2 separate regions of the Homo sapiens genome follow, and region 2 is linked to region 1. The links are chromatin loops, found by intact Hi-C in ENCODE. Cell type or tissue: heart right ventricle. All regions are shown on one strand. Each heading gives the region's core, and the rest is flanking DNA. Links, peaks and the distances in the headings are about the cores only.

Evidence for each region. Hi-C counts contacts between places; a loop is a spot of excess contacts. Peaks named below come from ENCODE experiments on the same cell type or tissue, not always from the same donor. Only the 100,000 strongest peaks of a DNase experiment are listed, where the experiment ranks them.
Region 2: a loop joins it to region 1, with 5 times the contacts of the local background. A loop is called at or near these places in 1 of 110 quality-filtered maps.

The regions. Positions count from the first base shown.
Region 1 is chr7:16,931,496-16,935,902 of GRCh38, forward strand. No RefSeq gene overlaps it. Among named protein-coding and RNA genes, the nearest start is that of AGR3, 52 kb to the left of the region's middle. In heart right ventricle, for the core only: no CTCF peak of the experiment used is centred there; a DNase peak (open chromatin) is centred at 2,513.
Region 2 is chr7:16,872,625-16,877,031 of GRCh38, forward strand. It overlaps AGR3 (anterior gradient 3, protein disulphide isomerase family member), which reads right to left. Exons shown (of 8, transcript NM_176813.5): 3 at 1,156-1,219. Among named protein-coding and RNA genes, the nearest start is that of AGR3, 7.2 kb to the right of the region's middle. In heart right ventricle, for the core only: no CTCF peak of the experiment used is centred there; no DNase peak of the experiment used is centred there.

The DNA.
Region 1 (4,407 bases), core at 169-4,168:
GGGGAATAGGGAGGGCCAAAGAGGGCAGAAAGACAGGGAAGTGGCGGTTCAGTAGAACAGTCAGAACACAAGCAATATTTGTTAAGTTTGCTGTCTTATATGGGTGTAGTTTGTGGTGCCCTAAAACAATTACAATAGTAATATGAAGTATTGATCACAGGTCACCATCACAGTTAATAATAACAATAATAAAAGTTTGAAATATTTTGAGAGTTACCAAAATGTAACACAGGGACACAAAGTGAACACCTGCTGTTGGAAAAATGGCACTGATATCCTTGCTCATGTAGAGTTGCCACGTATCTTCAATTTGTAAGAAAACACAGTAGCTTCAGAGCACAATAAAGCAAAGTGCAATAAAACAAGTTATGCCTGTAGTATTACTTTCTTAACTTGCTCTTTAAATACTTTGAAGAATTAATGCCTTTACTATATTTGTTGCTTATGGCATTTTGATTCTTCAGGCTAGTCAAGATCTTTCACCTGAACTATATCCTCTCTTCCGAATATTCTTTCCCAGCATGATGTTCCTATTTGATTCTCACTGTCAGACATAGCTGATATGGCATAGAAACCTCTTTCCGGTTTTTTTCTACCTTTTACCTTCTCTTTTACCTTCATTCCAAGCCCACTGTTGTAGTCCTAAAGGTGCCTTTCCTTCTCCTTTCCTCATTTGAGTATTTTATTTCTGAATCCCATCCTTTATTTTTTCCTAAAAATCTTGATCTAACTGACGTAACTTATTTTACTCTTACTAGAAAGAAACATCATTAAACCCTGTAACTACTAAGAAAGACAAAATTGATTCCTCTTGGAAGTCAATGCATGAAGAAGGAGAAGAAAAGTTTTTGGTGTTTATTTTTATTCTTCAAAAAAACCCCTTGGATTCTTATAGGAATCTCAGTTTTCTGATTGTGACAACATTTTCCAGATCCTTGATATGTATCTTGCACAAGATTTAGAATTTTTTTTTAAAGAACTAGTCAGTAATATGAAAGAAGCAAACATTTTTTACATAAAATTAAAATATTTTCAAAATTTAACTGTATTATGTATACTTAAGATTTAAATAGTAGTATTAACATTTTTAGGCATAGGTTGAGATAGCAAATGAATTAGTTTACTTCTTTAGTTGAGTTTACTTTTCAACATTAGAAATGATCAACATTTCTGGGTTTATAAGTTGGTTATGATTATAAATGCTTGAAACAATATGAAGAATATAATTTATTTTTTATTTAAATAGTACCATTCAGTGCAGAGTGCTTTGAGTGGTTTAGGCCTGTTTGCTTTTAGAGAGAACTTTGCATTTCTCCTGGTATTCTTTGCAGCTGCTTCACTCTTACTAGTGAGAGGATATTTTCAGGCTGAGCTGAATGAACATCTTTTCTTTTTTTTTTTTTTTCCCTGTGTCTTCCAGGCTGGAATGTAGTAGTGCAATCATGGCTCATTGCAGCCTTAATCTCCCGGGCTCAAGTGATCTTCCCACCTCAGCCTCCCAAGTGGCTGGGTCCACAAGTGCATGCCACCACACCCAGCTAATTAATTATTTTATTTTATTTTATTTTTTGGTAGAGACAGGGCTTCTCTATATTGCCCAGGCTGGTTTCGAACTCCTAGGCTCAAGCAATCCTCCTGCCTCACCCTCCCAAAGTGCTGGGATTACAAGTGTGAGCCACTGCACCCAGCCTGAGTGAACACCTTGAAGACAAGTGTGCTACCATTGCTCCTAGTTTGTGCAGGCTGTCCAGTGGGGACAGTGATCTAGATTGATGGCAGGCATCAGCAAAGGCTCTGCTGTGGGTTAATTTTTGCCCTATACCTTTTTGTTTGTTTCTGCCAAATTATATTACCTTGGAAATAGGAACTAAAAATAAAGAATTCATTTCTTCTTGACCTGTCTCAGAAGGAATTTGGCTTGTATTTCTCAAGGAGCAGAGGGTGGGTTGGTTTCTCTGTAAGCCAAAAGATAAAAAAGAACAAAGGGACATGGCTCATACCTTGGAAGGCCAACAAAAATAACTAAAATGCTCACTGGATTAGAGCTTTGTAAAGTCATACTAACTGATTTCTTAAAATTAACTACAACTTAAGATGGTGAGACCAAATGAGAAATGCCTCCTCTGTACTAAGAGCCACAGGGCTTTTTATATCCTTCTTTCCTTCTTGCCGTTCCCATGTTGGTTTCTGTTGTGTCTCGACTTCGAGTACCATTGTGATGAGACTGAACTAAATGTGCCAGTTGTGCACTCAAAGCCTCAAGTGGTTTTGCTTCACTGCTGACAATAAAATGAAACAACAACAAAAAATGCCTAAAATACTTTACATTAGGCCTCTTCTAGGTTGTCATCTGAGCCAGAAAACATTGTCAGAACAGTGGACATTTTCATGGTGCCATTTTCCCAAGTGGAAAACCAAAGGGGCACACAGCAGCCATTTGAGATGTTGTGAGATGGGGCATGAAGATGACTGCACTTTTCAGCATCTGTGCTGTGAAACATCTCCTCCGAGGCTGGTGGCTTATTTCCCCTGTCTCTCTGTTGTGGGTTTGGGGGCAGGCACAGCCACTTCCTCTGCTCCACTACCTCTTCCCACACCCTTTTTATTCCTTCTGAGCTGCTTCCCTTTTTGATATCCAGCTTCCTCTTTCTCCTGGTGCCCCTACCTAAGGGTAATTCCTCCCTTCCCCCATCCATAATGTGTGTAGCTAAGTACCGACAGCATACTCACACTTTGTTAAAATTTGAAAATATTATTTTTGTTTTATCAGAATCCCTCCCCATTATGGAGTCCGCTGCTTTTAAGTTATTTATAAAGCTGTTGTTGAAATACTAAAATGTCCGGTCACATTTGATTCTACCTTAAAATAACCTATCACTTTTGTTGATCCCTTTTTCGAGTGTGAAGGTAAGAGGATGTGCTGCACTCTTGGCTGGGAAGGTGGTGCTGCATGTTGTTTATGCATGTTTACACTTCAATAGTCATAAAGATCTTCATCAAAACAAACTTGTTTTCTGCTTAAGGAAGAAAATCAACATTTTCTGATAAACAAAAATGCGAATATACATTATCCTGTGGAGGATTTTCTCACCTTTATGTGTGGTGAATTAATTCTCCCTATGGATGTACACTTGCAGTCCTGAACCACCCATGCCCCTTCTAGAAAACATTGGATGCTAACCCATCTGGCAGGGAGGAATGGATTTTGCCCTTTGTGTGTGTGTGTGTGTGTGTGTGTGTGTGTGTGTGTGTTCATCCTACAGTAAGGTTATAAAGGAAAACAATGACTCCCTAATTAAGGCATATTCTTGACAAAACTTGGACCCAACCCTTAAACCCATGGGCTACTTCAAGATTACACTCCCATAGTGGTAACTCCGCTCAAGGGGCCTAAGGCACTCCATCCGCCAGGGTGTGCAGCTGCCACACCACTCCCTCTGCATTTGACAAGGAAATGGAGTGGGGTCTTCCTCCCAGTGTCCTCTCCCCCCAGCACATGGGTGGCTCAAGGCATTTATTTTGCATCTCTGACAGTACTTACTTATGTACAAATATTCAAGATCCAGTTGTCACCAAGGGGGAACACGTTAAAATGCAGATGCCTGGGAGGCCTACTTTTAATTGCTTGGGTTTGGAGTAACACCCAGATGACTCGCTATTACCAAGCACCGCTGAGTGTTTGACTCACAGACCACACTTTGTGAAAACTTGACTTTGTAAAAAAAAAAAAATTAAAAATAAAAAATCCATCATATTTCCCAGGGACTAAAGAGTAAGCAAAGCAATAAGGACATATATTTAAAATGGAAATATAATACGGAGACCTCCTGTGTATATAAAAGATTATAAAAATCAAGTAATGAATTTATATGCTAAGTTACAACAATTCCAAACGACACCATGTGAATAATGCACATACTCACAACATGATCAGAATTAGGAGCAGTCTCAGGCTAGCTCTGATTTTTGTAACTTCCTTATAGAGTTCAGCCTTGTAAGGGCTGTGATGATGTAAATGTTAACTGTGCCAAGATTCTGCCTCTCCCAGGTGCCAAGGTCATGCCAGCAGGTAAGGACATATTTAGGCTACACTTTACCTATGCTTAGTCTCTTGAGAGGCAGGGAGCAGGAAGAAAGTGCTCTATTTAGAGAGATGTAGACAAGATATGAAGAATTACTCATCTGTAGACAATGAAATAATCAAGTTAAAGAATACACAGCAGTTGAATAACTCTAAATTTACAGAGTGTGTTCAACAAGCATTTACTGAGTATTTAAAATGGTTGAGCATTTCAGTGTATTTTATTCCTTTGGGGTGCTACTTTCCCTTTTCCTGTGTTTTATTTTTTATTTTATGTAAAGCAAGGGTCTCACTCTGTTGCCTAGGCTGCAGTGCAGTGGCACAAT
Region 2 (4,407 bases), core at 115-4,114, 59 kb before region 1:
AAGCATCTGAACAGCAAAGGAAACAAAAGCATAAGGGGACAAACTGTAGAATAGGAGAAATTATTTGCAAACTATTCATTCGACATGGGCCTATATCTAGAATATACAAGGAACTCAAACAACTCAACAACAAAAAACCCCAAATGATTTGATTTTAAAATGGGCAAAAGATCTGAATAGACATTTCTCAAAAGAAGACACACAAATGGCCAAGGATATGAAGAAATTCTCAACATCTCTAATCATCGGGGAAAGGCAGATCAAAACCACAATGAGATATTATCCCACCACAGTTAGAACTGATATTATCAAAAAGACAAAAAATAACAAATGCTGGTGAGGATGCAGAGAAGAGGGAATTCTTATACACTGTTGGTAGGAATGTAAATTAGTACAGCCATTATGCAAACATATAGAGGATTCTCAGAAAACTAAAAATATAACTACCATATGATCCAGCTTTCCTACTACTGAGTATTTATTTAAAAAATCAGTATATCAAAGAGATATTTGCATCTCCATATTTATGGAATCACTATTCACAATAGCCAAGATATAGAATCAACCTAAATGTCCATCAATGGATGGATGGATAAAGAGAACATGTTATATATTCACAGTGGACTACTACCCAGACATAAAAATAATGAAATGCTCTCATTCACAGCAGCATGAATGAGCCTGGAGGATGTGTTAAGTGAAATAAGTCAGATATAGAAAGATAAATACCACAAATTCTGACTCATATAGAGTAGCTTAAAAAAAAGTTGTACTAATAGAAGTAGAGAGTAGAACTCTGGTTATTAGAAGCTGGGGAGGGTTCAGAGCTGGAAGGATAAGGAGAGGTTGATTAATAGATGCAAAAATATAGCTAGATAGGAGGAATAAGTTTGAGTAGTATTCTACAGCACTATAGGGTACATACAGTTAACAATAGTTTATTGTATATATTTAAAAAGCTAGTAGAGAGGATTTTGAGTGTTCCCACCAGAAAGAAATGATATGTTTCAGGTGATGCATATGCTAATTACACTGATTTGATCACTACACATTGTGTACATGTATCAGCATATCACTCTATATTCCATAAATATGTACAATTATTATGAGTCTACTACAAATAAAAGGAAAAAAATGAGCTGAGAAGCATGTTACCTTTTTTGAGCATAAAAGAGACCTTCTTCATAAGTTTGTACCCAAGTGATGTCATCTCCCCATCCTGAAATAGAAGAGAGAAATCAATGCAGTAACCCAGAACTAGAGAAGAGCTCGGAAATGGGTATCTAATAATCAGATATCTACCTACAGATATTTAACTAAGCCATCAAGCTGTTGGCTGACATATGGTGCAGAGGACACACAATTTTCACAAGATATGGAGGTGATTTCCCTTTAGATTGCAGTACTGAGGTTTTGCTACTGCATTTCAAACCTCGAGGCCCATGGCCTTGAACCCAGTAAGTACTCAATACATGTTGTTATGATTAGAGCTGATTGAAAGGACATCTTTGGATAATGTAAAAGCTGTGGCTTTAGGAACGCTTGGAAAGTAACAGTTCATCTTTGCATACTTTGTAATATTATTAGGAATCCTTTCGGCTGTACTCTACAATGCCCTCCTATTTTGGGTCCCAAGAGATGTTGACCTCTTCTAAGTCAGTATACGTTGTGAAATAAGGGAATTCCAAGTTTTGCTTTGAATTCTGACATGGAAAAAATTCTTGTGTGGGAATTTCATGGCCAAGAGACATAATAAAACGCATGTGTTTTGGAAACACCCAAAAGAATGGAGAGAAAAAACAGAAAGCAATGAATATAGAGAGAACCCATTAGCCTTAAAGAAATGGTATGAATAGTTGGGAATGTGTATAAGCAATTAAAGATAAAATCATCAAGTAGAAGAATGTGCAGAACCTCCAAAAACATTACTGAGTATTTTCAGGAAGTGTCTCAGTCTACGAATGAGAGAGATTGAATTAATGTGAAAATTAGCAATATTTGGAAGTCAGTTTGGGCCCAGGTTTTCTTGTACATTTCAAATGTTGTCAGACCACAGTTTCTGGCTTTAATATCATGGTAAATATGATAGTAATTTGATAAATATGATTCCATGATTTTTGCTTGTTTTTCATGTTTGTTTTCTGGCGACAGCTTTATTGAAATAAAATTCATACGCCAATACAACTCACCTATTGAAAACGTATACTTTTGGCCAGGCATGGTGGCTCATGACTGTAATCCTAGCACTTTGTGAGACCAAGGTGGGTGGATCATTTGAGGTCAGGAGTTCAAGACTAGCCTGGTCAATACAGTGTAATCTGTCTCTACTAAAAATGCAAAAATTAGCTGGGTGTGGTGGCATGTGCCTGTAGTCCCAGCTACTCGGGAGGCTGAGGCAGGAGAATCGCTTGAACCTGGGGGTGGATGTTGCAGTGAGCCAAGATTGCGCCACTGCTCTCCAGCCTGGGTAACAGAGCGAGACTCCATCTCAAAAAAAAAAAAAAAAAGAAAAAAAGAAAATGTGTGCTTTTTTCAGTATATCCACGAAGTTGTGCAACCATCATCACATCAATTTTAGAACATTTTCATCTCCTCAAAAAGAAACCCTATACCATTTAGCTATCACCTGCTCCCCATTTTCTTCAAATGCCACAGCCCTAAGAAACCCCTAATCTACTTTCTGTCTCTATAGATTTGCTTATGCTGGACATTTCATATAAATGGAATCATACAATATGTAGGCTTTTGTGACTAGATTTTTTCACTCAGCATAACCTTTTTAAGGTTCATCCTTATAGTGCCATGTATTATTATTTAATTCATTTTTTATGGTCAAATATTATTCCATTGTATGAATATACCATATTTTATTTATCTGTTCATCAGTTAATGATATTTGGGTTGTTTCCACTTTTTGTCTTTTATGAATAATGATGCTATGAACATACATATACAAGTTTTTCAGTGGTATATATTTTCATTTATCTTGGGTATATACCTAGGAGTGGAACTGCTGATCAAATGGTCACTCTGTATTTAGCTTTTTGAGGAGCTGCCGGGTTATTTTCTAAAGTAGATGCATCATTTTATATACTCACCAGCAACATTTTTGTTTTTTGTTTTTTTTTGCCTGATTTAAAATCTTAACATTGAAAAACATCTCTTGTTAGTTTAATGCCACATCTTAACAGGAACTCTTGCTCTCTGTAATAATCCTGAAAGATTCTCTTTCCAACTTTGGTTGAACACATGCAATATCTATACATCACATTTTGCATTAAGTAAAAGTTATTCTAAAACAGCAAGTGAGACGAGGCCTCTGCTGAATTTTCCCTCTTCTGTTGCAAATATCATTCAATGATGGAGCATTAGCAGTGGGGAAAATTTCTATTCTCTGCTCCTGCTCAATTTAGTTCCACAAACAGTAAAGGAACATCTGCTGCATAACTTACTCCACAAAGCAGTGGGAATACAAACATAGAGCAATATAATCCCTATTCTCAACAAATTGTCCATAGCTCTGTAGAAAAGCCATATTGCATTATAATGATTTTTTATTTACTCTGTTATAATCACAATAGGTCAAAGCTGTTACACAGTTTAAATGCACTTCATGGCTTCTGCTCATTACTCTAATTCTAGCCCTATCTCTATCTCTGGCTATATTTTCTTGTCTTTTGAGATTTTATTCATTTATCTAACATATATTTATTAAATATTTACTATCCGCCAATCACTGGACTAGGTACTCAGCAATTCTGATTCAAAGGAAATTGGATTTTTTTTGGATCATTCTATGTGTGTGTATTTTTTTCTCCCTGAACCTTCTTCTACCTTTTTCTAATTAATCTTCCTTTTCTCCTTACTGCCTTCTCTACTTAACTAGTGCTGCCCTGTGCTCTAAGGGGCTCCATATGCCACTCTTTATACTGTATCCAGACTTCTCCCACTCACCCCTACCTTTAATCTTCATTCATTCTGAGCCTCATTCTCTCCATTATCTCCCATGTAGCAATAGATGGTAAAAGACTTTGCCAAATATAAACCAATTCTCAATAATGGTGTTCTCAGCTAATATCAGTCATCTTCTGTGTTAAATTAGTTTCTTATCAATTGAAATAATAGAACCTTTAAGTTGTTTAAAATAGGGCATACAAATGTAATATATTTTTTCAAAACATTCAACAAGAGTTTTAAATAAATATTTAGAAGTGAGCACACAGAATGTTGATGCCTTGACGTATAGTTATCACAGTGCTGCTTAATGCAGACATGGAAAATCTTTAAGGGCAATAACTAGTTTAGTCTTTGTCACTTTAGGGCTACTGAGCTCATTGTTTTACAACAGTTATGCTTATACAGAGAGATAGAGTTATGTTTAGGAAAATATTTCAACTTTTTCATTCC